3 separate regions of the Homo sapiens genome follow, and all the other regions are linked to region 3. A link is a contact called in ENCODE Hi-C or POLR2A ChIA-PET data. All regions are on one chromosome and are shown on one strand. The core of a region is the stretch at or near the end of the contact, and the rest is flanking DNA. Distances in the headings are between cores, read along the strand shown.

Region 1 (3,359 bases), core at 123-2,622, 1.9 Mb before region 3:
CATTTACCAAATGTTGTCTATGTAGAATATCTATTTCTAGGTGTTTGTAAGAAAAAAGTCTCTCTGGATCTAAATCTAGTTATATTCATAGGGTAATGTTAGCTAAACCCAAACGCAACAATATTTTAGTAAAAATACCCCAAATAATACATGAAGAATATGGTAAGTTTACTAGTATTATTATTCTCCAAATAAACTAAAATGTTTTTATAACCATTAATCTGATGCAAAGAAAAGAGAGGAGAGCCGAGACACAGAAACAGCTAGTCGGATGGCTCAGCTTACAATGCACTCAGTCAAAAAGCTTATTTTGCACTTTGGGAGGCTGAGGCGGGCAGATCACTTGAGGCCAGTAGTTTGAGACCAGTCTGGCCAATATGGCGAAACCATGTCTCTATTAAAAATACAAAAATTAGCTGGGCGTGGCGGCACATGCCTGTAACCCCAGCTACTTGGGGGTCTGAGGCAGAAGAATCACTTGAACCCGGGAGGCGGAGGTTGCAGTGAGATGAGATTGCACCACTGTGCTCCAGCCTGGGTGACAAGAATAAGACTCCATCTCAAAAAAAAAAAAAAAAGAAAAGAAAAAAGGCTTATTTTACATTAATTTCTGGGTCATTCCTTCTCTTTTGTTTTCTTTTCACCCCTTTTCCTGCTTTCCTAGGAACTAATAATAATAAATTCTTGGATTTCTTTATAGCTTTAACAAATTTTACATTATTACACACATCTATGTTAATTTCCATTTAGTCTGGAGAAGCTGGTTATAGCTGCTTATTCACTGTGAGTACAGTGACTCAGAGAGGTTAAGTACTCTGCCTCGGATGTCAGAGTATGTGGCTTACATCGAGACATTAATTCCAAATCCAGGGTTGTTTTTTTCTGTGCCATGTGTTGACTGCAGATTCTCTCCTCCTCCCATTTCAGTTCCTGAGCCTATTTTAGCTCTGAAGAATTTCTTCAGTCTTGTCTTTAGAATTATTTGACTGGTTGCTGGGTCTTGGTCTGAGTCCTGTCACTTTAATAATACCACATGATGGTTCCCATGGTATAATACCAGGCTAGCTTGGTGTTCTAGGTCTGGCACTTGGCATGGGATTAATTTTCCTCTTAAGGCTGTGATCATAGTACTACCTCACTGGCATATGCTTAGCGCTCAATAAATGCTAGGTCTTATTAGATGTTACTCAAGATTATTATATTTCTTAAAAGGATTCCAAGCACACTCCCTACCAGGCCTGCTTCTGATATCTAGAAGAAAATAAAACACAGACATTTTTTCTTTCTTTTGGTGCAGTGCTTGTCACAGCCCGATGCTAATACGTGCAGCTCTCTGTGATAGTTGCAGGATGTAGATTGTGTTGGTGTGCTAATCTTCGTATTTCCTTTTCTGAAAGGAAGGGGCAGATGAGTTGCAGTGCCATGGACGCTATTGTATGGAGAGAAGGAGGGGAGCTTTAGATTCTGTGCAATTTTAGAGGGGAAGAAAGGAAAAAAACCTACCAAGACTATGTAAAAATGATAATAACATGTCACTACGAAGAGTCCTTACTTAGCCTATTTGCCATGAAATACGTATAGTCAAAGTTCTTAAGTCTTTCAGAGCAATGATTATTTGTGTGGGGCTATGTCACCATGTTTACATTCAATTAGGTTTGTTTCTATTTGTTTTTAATTTCGAGAATTGCTTTTCTTTTTCGTGTTTGTTTTTGATTTAAAAAATCAATCATGTACCCGATTCCAAAGTCAAACCTGTAACAAGTTACAACCAAGTCAGTCTCCTTCGCATCTCTGTTCTCTATCCTCTTTCTTCCCCCTTTTCTATTTGTTTTTGGTTTATTTTCCCATGTTTCTTTTCGCAAATACAGCAAGTGTGTATATTGAGTCAAATCTCTTCCTCCTTTCTTACACAAAATTAGCACATTAAATATATAGTACTGCACCTTACTTTTTCTCTCACTATGTCCTAGAGATTGCTCTACGCGTTGTATGGCGTTTTTCATAGTTATTCACTGTGTGTGGATACCACAGTGTATTCAACTGTCACCTGATGACAGACATTTGCATTCTTTGCAATCCTTTGTAAATACAAACAATGCTGCAATGTACATGTCATTCCACATATTCTCCAAGGTATAGTTAGGACAGATCCCAGAAGTGGAATTTCTGGGTCAATGGGCAAGTGCATTTTTGCTGATTATTATCCAGTTTCCTTCTGTTGAGTTCCATTTTGCATTACCACCAGCAGTGTTTGAGAATGACTGTTTCTCCATAGAACTAGAACTTTTACAGTGAATTTTATCCTAACTTTTCTTCAATCTCCTTTTACTTTTACTTTCTATTTTAAAGAATATAATTCAGATTTCTCTAGTGGTCATGAGTCTGTGTGTAGTGTGAGAATCTAGAGACAACTGTTCTAAGGCGGCATGAGAATGGGCAGCTCAGCTCAGAGTTTAGACCTCATCTGTTTCCAGTGCCCTGGGGGTTTTGGGGAGTAACTGAGAAAACAATAGATTTATATGGAGAAATGGAGACTTTTGCAGTTTCGGCTGATTCAGATAGTCATTGGGTAACCTCATTAAATTTGCTCAATGTAATTTCAAGAATTTCAATTCTATATTCACTTAAAAACACAAAAGTATATTACAAAGAAATTTTTTTAGCTGTTTTTTTTTCTTGAATTCAAGATTCTATTTAAGACCTGTAATTTATTTAATAACAGGTTTTAGGGGAGAAGATGTTGCAATGAAAATATACATAGATTCTAAGGTGTCTTCTGATTTCAGAATTATTGAAGTGTAAAGAAATCAGGGTTTTAGAATTAAGGAACTATGGTTTCATTGAAAATAGAGATATAATATTACTTTTCATTTTTTAACCAGGAACTACATGACAGTTTCCTATATTACCATTCATCTGTTTCTGGCTTGGTCCTCTTTGACCTATTTAGACTCGGGAATACACGTCACTCTCATTTCTCCTGGTCAGCCCTTCTGCTTTTCTGACATGTGTAGGTACCTAAGAAGTAATTTTGTATATTTTCCAAAATACTTGTGGTACGAAAAGGGCAAATGTTATCATGGCAATGAACACTTATTTTTGCATTTAAATTCTAAAATCTGATGTCCTGTTTTAGTTAATTTCTAAAAGACTTAATTTTTTTAGAGCAGTTTTAGGCTCACAGCAAAAGTAAGAGGAAGGTACAGATATTTCCCATATGATCCCCGCCCATACTCATGTACAACCTCCCCATTATCAATATCCCCATCTGCATGGGAGATTTGTTATAACTGATGAACCTCATGTTTTTAAAAACAGCTTTATTAAGGTACATTTTATGTATCATAAAGTTCACCCTA
Region 2 (3,456 bases), core at 770-3,269, 1.4 Mb after region 3:
AGGGAGGTAATGTTGGGAAAACTGGAGATAGATGGTGTTTTAATTATGTTTTTACTCACATATTTGATATAACGACAATACATCATTTCTTCTCAATCTTAATTTCTCAGCTTAAATTCTGAGCCACCTAAGACCAATCAGTCTGTTAATTACATGCCCCCACCCCAACCGGCTTTTTTTTAGATGGAGTCTCACTCTATTGCCCAGGCTGGAGTGCAGTGGCGCGATCTCGGCTCACTGCAAGCTCCACCTCCCGGGTTCATGCTATTCTTCTGCCTCAGCCTCCCGAGTAGCAGAGACTTCAGGTGCCTGCCACCACACCCTGCTAATTTTGTTTTTGTATTTTTTTTTTTAGTAGAGACAGGGTTTCACCGTGTTAGCCAGGATGGTCTCGATTCCTGACCTCATGATCCACCTGCCTCGGCCTCCCAAAGTGCTGGGGTTACAGGTGTGAGCCACCGCGCCCGCCACACAGCCCCTTCTTGGTCTCATGCCCATTAGTTTGAATATATCGTCTCACAAATCCTTCCCTCAACACTGCTAAGTATAATGAATGGCATAAAGTCTAATAAAGTTTTTTTGGCTCTCTAAAAAGTTCTATTCACTTTCTTCCTTGGTATTAACAAACAGAGCAATGATCAGACAGAAGCAAGAGGGGAAAGTGGTGAGCTGACCCCCTAAATCTGTCAAACAAAGCTCAGGGGCCAACACTATTCAGTGCACTTAATTCCACACTACTGATGACCTGGGCTACTGATGACCTCAGCCACTCGCTAAGTACAAGGCTGTGATGCCCAGGAGGGTCCAGTGCTTTTTTCTCCATCTCACCCACAGCAGGCAGGGGAGGGGATGAACTCACATAACTGAGGCTGTCTTGTGTGTCCATCCCTGCCCTCTCCGAAGGTGCTCACCATCCCCTCTGAAAGGGGAGCCTGGAGAGCTGATGATGAGCCCCAGGCCTCAGGGAGGGGACAGCATTCACTCTACTTCAGCTCATTAACAAGTATGGCTCTGGGATTACAAACATCAAAACAAAATAAGAGTGAATTCAACACAAGTCGAATGTCTAGGGTCTTGGTCTCTCTTATCTGAGGTGGCAGGTGCTTTTCGGTTTTCAAGATTAGAGATTAGACTTTATGTGATGATCTGGAATAAGAGCTGACATGGGACAGTGTTAAAAACACAGGCTGTTTTGCCACCTCTACCATTTTTTAATCACATGATCTTTGCAAAGTCTCCTCTCTAAGCCTCAGTCAGTTTCCTCATCTGTAATGTGGGGAGGATGACAGTCCTGCCTAACAGAATAAGTGTGAAGACCACTGAGATAACAGGAGTACAAGACAGTGCCTGGTTCAGAGTAGCCATTCTGTCAATTAACATTGTCTGTCATTACTGTCACCATAGCACATTACTGCTTTAAGTGCATTCCATCCTGTTAAAAGGAGAATTGTCATGTAACTCACTAATGTAGTGCAGTTTAAAAGCTAGAGTTCCTTCCTTCTCCCGTTTGGGACAGACATTATTCTTTTTTTAAGAAGTCATCCTTTCACATGTATAATACAAGTACATTTAGAATTTTCCAATTCACTTTTAAAAGTCTTTCATGAGCCATGCCATGCACTAAATTTAAACTGAAAAGGACTTTGTAATAGTTCAGCTTTGTTCAAAAAAAAAAAAAAAAAACCACAAAAAACCCTAGACACTTTGATCCTTCAAAGGTGAAAGACCTATATTTTTTCCTTCTGTGAATACCAGTTTTGAGGGTCTCTGTGCTCAGGAGGAGAGGGAGAAATGAGATCCTCTGAGAAAAACAAAATAAAACGGTTCTCTGATTTCTAGGTTATTTCTTCGGCATGCAGCTGAGGTTTACCTCATCTCCCAGCTGGAGACCATTTCAGCATTGTCCAGCTGTGCCCTAACCACAGGTTCAGAGGAGACTCCCGAGGGAGCAGGGCCCTGCCGTACCTGCCCACCTCTCCCTTCCGTGCAGAGGGCACCACTCCACCTTGTAAACACCAAATGCAAAACCACACCCACTTCAGACTGGTTTTGGCATCAGAGTGAAATCATCGGGGTCAGGAAGAGGTTACCTCCAAATCTAGGCTCATTCCTGAGAGTGAAACCAACAGTGTCATTCCCCTGCAGGGCCCAGGACGCTGGGTGTGGGGGCCTGCGTTTGGGTGGAGGAAAGGCGGGGGGTTCCCTAGCCCTGCCCAAAAACACTAGCTCCAGTGCCTTGGCTTCCTGACATGTGACACTCCACAGCATATGGCTAATTTGGACAAATGCCCAGGCGTTCTTCCCCTCCCCACCTCTAGGGTCTCCGTGGAAATGCTCAACGCATCTCCAAGCCTGGAAAAGATGCTCAGAAACAGAACAGGAAATTTATTCTCAATTTTCAACCGTACACCTCAACGGGCGTAAGTTACAAAGCTACCAAACACAGAAGTCTATTCTGGTTTCTGTGGAACCCTAAGAAGGTCAATTCTTCATGCTCAGGCTCCGTGGAGATTTTATACCTAATCAGCGTCCACAGAATATCCTTCCGTTTAGACAGACGGACAGAGAAAGGATCGATTTCTATTTGTAACTAACTGGATATAACCATTCTTTAAACCTACAGAGCCTGAAAGTAGTAACTGGCCCATCAGGGATCTCCAGCCGACATGTTTGGAAGTAGAGTGACTTCCAAGTAACAAGAGGCATGGGAAGGAAGAGGTCCACAGCTTTGGAGGAAGGGAGTCTGTGACATCACTTAAAGTTGATAATAATCTACTGAGGACTGGAAGATGAGCCTGACTGGCCAAAGCTGGGCACCTGCTCTGGTTAGTCCCTCCTTTCTCTGGAACGTTGTCTCATGGTAGTCTTGCTTCTGGTTTCACTCCCTTGGCCAATATTCGGCTGGGAGACCTCACAGACAGAGAGCTGGAGACACTCTCTCCTTCCCCCACCCACACAATGGAAGCATTAATACCAGGCTTCCAGTGAAGGACCCTAAGTCACGCTATTTTACTAGTATATCTACTTACGATCTGAGTGATTTGCCTAATTGACCCATATATTTCTCTTCCTCCAGCCTGCACTCCAGGTTGCAGTGCGGTGGTGCAATCTCAGCTCACTGCAACCTCGACCTCCCCAGATTCAGGTGATCATCCCACCTCAGCCTCCAAAGTACCTGGGACTACAGCCACCACGCCTGGCTAATTTTTGTACTTTTTTAGAGATGGAGTTTCGCCATGTTGCCAGGCTGGTCTCAAACTCCTGGGCTCAAGCAATCTGCCCTCCTCAGCCTCCCAAAGTGCTGGGATTACAGGCGTGAACCACTGCACCCGGCCCACATTAGCATTTAATTCCATTCCCACAACTGCCCCATAAAGTAGGGAGTATTATGATTGCCTTTCTACGCGAGGGAACAGGCTCAGAGCAGCAACAGCTAAGGCTTGAGCCCAGAGCTGT
Region 3 (3,622 bases), core at 985-3,484:
GAGCGAGACTCCATCTCAAAAATAAAATAAAATAAAATAATAAAAAAGATTCCTTCAATTTTTGTATAATGGCAAACCATTGTGCGAAAGCTTGGTGACTTGAAATTCAAGGAGTCCAGTAATCTGCTAGAGCTCTTTTCTAGTATTAACTAGTTGCAGTAAATGTCATTTATTGAGTACCCACGTGCTAGCCACTAGACAAGATATAGTAAATAGCTATTCAATCACTGTTTTTAAAAATCCTATTAGGTTTAATTAACTGCATCCCCAGAGGTAAAGAAGCAATGATGTCTACTTTTTAAATCCTTGTTTTAAAAATTCCTATACTATTAGGAGTCAAGAAGACTGACTGCCTGCTGGCTGAGTTCTGCTGGACTGTTTTTTGCTCCACTCGGCTTCAGTTGGGCAGGAAGAAACAAACAAAACAACAATAATAACAAAATGTGTGTGTGTGTGTGTGTGTGTGCATGTGCACACGTGTTTTGCATACAGTCAGCCCTCCATATCCATAAGTTCTGCATCCATGAATTCAACCAATCATGGATGGAAAATATTTGAGGAGCAAAAAGGATGGTTGCATCTCTGCATGTTGATCTTCTTTTCTTGTCATTATTCCCTAAATTGTACAGTATAACACCTATTTATAATGCATAGCATCTACATTGTATTAGGTATTATTAGTAATCTAGAGATGATTTAAAGTATTTGGGAAGATGTGCATAGGTTATATGCAAATACTATGCCATTTTACATCAGAAACTGGAATATCTGTGAATTTTGTATCTAAGAGGGTTCCTAGAACCAACGCCCCTCAGTTACTGAGGGATGACTATGTGTACATATGTGTGTGTGCATGTGTATATGTGTGTGTATATATATGAATGTATGTGTATGTATGTACACAATTATTTTAAAGACATTACAATTTAATATTTTTGTCACAAAATGTGTTCTTTTTTTTTTTTTTGAGACAGAGTCTCACTCTGTTGCCCAGGCTGGAGTACAGTGGCACAATCTTGGCTCACTGCAACCTCCATCTCCCGGGTTCAAGCAATTTCTGGCTAATTTTTGTATTTTTAGTAGAGACAGGGTTTCACCATGTTGGCCAGGCTGGTCTTGAACTCCTGATCTCAAGTGATCCCCTCGTCTCAGCCTCACAAAGTGCTAGGATTACAGGCATGAGCCACTGCACCCGGCCCACAAAATGTGTTCTATGTGCACAATAAATGACAGCCTCTGAAACAAAGAAGCCAAAAAAAAAAAAAAAAAAAGAATAATAGTTTTGTACTTTTAGGAATCATGTTTTGAAATATGTATTTTCGTTTTTTAAAGATGCAATAAAGTATAATTTTAATATTTGATACTTAAAATATTTAAGCAAGAAAGTAAAACTTTAATATTTTAGAATTACCATACTCCTAAAATGAATCTATAGTTACCTTTTTAAGGGTTATGTGCTATCCAGATTATATTTCCAATAAGCTCTTAATAAAATATTTAAAACCTCTATCTCTCATAATATATTTTTTCATTCTTGTCTGCTCAAAAACAAAAACAAAAAAACAATTATTTTTTCAAAAGCAAGTGAAATTAAAAGACACTAAATCCGAATTGCATTTCAAGTTTAAAGTTCTAGTTAAAGCCTCAGCAACATTTGAGACATGATGAAGTGAGCAAGAAAAAATTTGATGAATATACAAAATTTTTTTGGGGGGTCAATCTGCATTAAAAATTGGGATTTCCATATGCAATATCTAGCCTATCTAAAAAAAATTCTTAGAGACATAGGAACAGACAGGCTATTGAGTATGTGACCCTATGTAAAATAAATGACTGTCATCTCTGTTGAATGTACTCAGTAGGGTAAGAGCTGAGCCTTGCATTTTTTTTGGTGTGGTTTTAGCCATCACATGACCTAATTTCCATGGCAGGAACCATCTGGTAAATTTCAGATGCTTTCTGCTTTTAAAGAGAGTTGTCAGTTCCTAATGTTGCGGAAGTTCATGATTCCATATGGGGCCTCTCGCGATTAGAAACCACTCATTCGGCCTCATCCCCTCATTTCTCCTTTTGTACCGACGCGGGGACGCGGGCTCGGGCACTTTGGCTGTGCCTGCGCCGCGCCGCGCAGCCTGCGGTCTGGCTCGGTAGCGAGATGCAGGAGGACTCGCCGCCTACACATCCTGCCTCCCGGGCCCGCGCGGCTCTGCGCGCTCATTGGCTCGCCCTGCAGGAAGATGAACGCTACTACTTCTGTTTCCTTTTGATGCTGCTCTGACACCCCGGTGGGGGAAATGTTTCCTCAGGAGCTGGCGCAGAAAATTAAGGGCTACCAGGAGCAGATCGCTTCTTTGAATTCCAAGTGCAAGATGCTGACGATGAAAGCCAAGCACGCCACCATGCTGCTGACGGTGACCGAGGTCGAGGGGCTGGCGGAAGGGACAGAGGACCTGGATGGGGAGCTCCTCCCCACGCCTTCGGCCCACCCCTCTGTGGTCATGGTAAGGATCCAGTGGGTCCCCGCGGCTTTGCTCTTTGACTGGAGCCTGGCGAGTGGCTCCATGTTCCCTCTCCGTGGCTGATTTCAGGGACCAGCCTTCGATCTTGCAGATTCAGAGGGAGGAACAGATTCCTTAAGTCTCTTTGACTACCGTTGGGCCGGGCCAATCTTTGACACTGTAAACAATGACAGTTAAAATGAAACTATGTGCTCGAGACAGCTGAATTACTTAACATGTCAGAGGTCTACCCTGTATTTGTTTATAATTTCGCAATAATACTGAGAGGCTCTGAGCTTTAAACAATAATTTACTTGCACAGTGTTTTAGTTGTCTGGGGGATGGGAAATTCATGGCATATATATTTAGTTGTGGTCTCCACGCTAACTAGCTAACTACATATGTGCATGTACTCTACTGTATAAATGTGTAATACAATTTAGAAGAACAGCTATTGTTAGAAAAATATGAAAACAGACCGTCTAAAGCTTGGCTTTGGATTAAAATAAATCAACTTTGTTATTTTCTATTCTGCACCACTATTTTCCTATACACTTGCCATCTAAAATGCATTGAGTATTTTGGTGACTATAATGTTTCCCAGTGCTGTGTGTTTTCCCTTATATGTGCTGTGCCTCAGGTAATGAGTAACCATACCTGAGCCCATTTGGCAATAACAGTACTTTGGGTGCATTTATCTTCCTACCATATTTGAAACTTGAGATGTCCACAAAAGACCAAGCTTTATTTCACAGACCTTTTCTCATTTGTATGATTCGTGATTTTTCCAGTTATTTATAAAGCCACAAACTCTCCAAAGAAAGGAAAATAATGAAGTATTTAATCAACAACAAAACTTCAATGTCATATGCACCCCCATCCCTGATTGTTTTACAAATGATTACTAGCATCATATTCTCTTGAAGACAGAACTTTTAAATACTAACACAGGATTAATATGTGAATTCGGGTCCCAGTAATTTTAACCTTCGTTTTATAATTAACTCTGTTTTGGCCTGTGCCTGAACAGGACTTATGTTAACATAGCTAATTGATTTTCATGTCCTTTGGGCTACATTTTACGTGGCAGATGACTGCAGGTCGCTGTCACACTTTGCTGTCAC

The links. Hi-C counts contacts between places; a loop is a spot of excess contacts on that map. ChIA-PET counts read pairs that join two places held with the same protein, here RNA polymerase II (POLR2A). Pooled maps may share reads with other maps.
Region 1: a pooled map shows a loop between it and region 3 (3-fold over the local background). The contact joins two enhancer-like sites. A Hi-C loop is called at or near these places in 1 of 168 maps with a recorded cell type or tissue (naive thymus-derived CD4-positive, alpha-beta T cell) and 8 of 50 pooled maps. POLR2A ChIA-PET finds 5 or more read pairs at or near these places in 1 of 52 experiments (GM10248).
Region 2: a pooled map shows a loop between it and region 3 (4-fold over the local background). The contact joins two enhancer-like sites. A Hi-C loop is called at or near these places in 1 of 37 single-sample maps with no recorded cell type and 2 of 50 pooled maps. POLR2A ChIA-PET finds 5 or more read pairs at or near these places in 1 of 52 experiments (PC-9).

Annotation. Positions count from the first base shown.
Region 1 is chr6:154,230,189-154,233,547 of GRCh38, reverse strand. The region is part of intron 5 of IPCEF1 (interaction protein for cytohesin exchange factors 1); the gene reads left to right. It also overlaps a transcript of OPRM1 not described here. Among named protein-coding and RNA genes, the nearest start is that of IPCEF1, 120 kb to the left of the region's middle. Within about 2 kb of position 1,372, at least 3 of the 41 ENCODE cell types and tissues checked have a DNase peak (open chromatin) inside an H3K27ac peak, as active enhancers do.
Region 2 is chr6:150,893,841-150,897,296 of GRCh38, reverse strand. The region is part of intron 7 of MTHFD1L (methylenetetrahydrofolate dehydrogenase (NADP+ dependent) 1 like); the gene reads right to left. Among named protein-coding and RNA genes, the nearest start is that of MTHFD1L, 30 kb to the right of the region's middle. Within about 2 kb of position 2,019, at least 4 of the 41 ENCODE cell types and tissues checked have a DNase peak (open chromatin) inside an H3K27ac peak, as active enhancers do.
Region 3 is chr6:152,300,748-152,304,369 of GRCh38, reverse strand. SYNE1 (spectrin repeat containing nuclear envelope protein 1) reads left to right here. Exons shown (of 146, transcript NM_182961.4): 92 at 2,307-2,501; 93 at 3,589-3,622. Among named protein-coding and RNA genes, the nearest start is that of SYNE1-AS1, 78 kb to the left of the region's middle. RefSeq lists enhancers at 1,921-1,990, 2,141-2,540, 2,591-2,640. Within about 2 kb of position 2,234, at least 35 of the 41 ENCODE cell types and tissues checked have a DNase peak (open chromatin) inside an H3K27ac peak, as active enhancers do.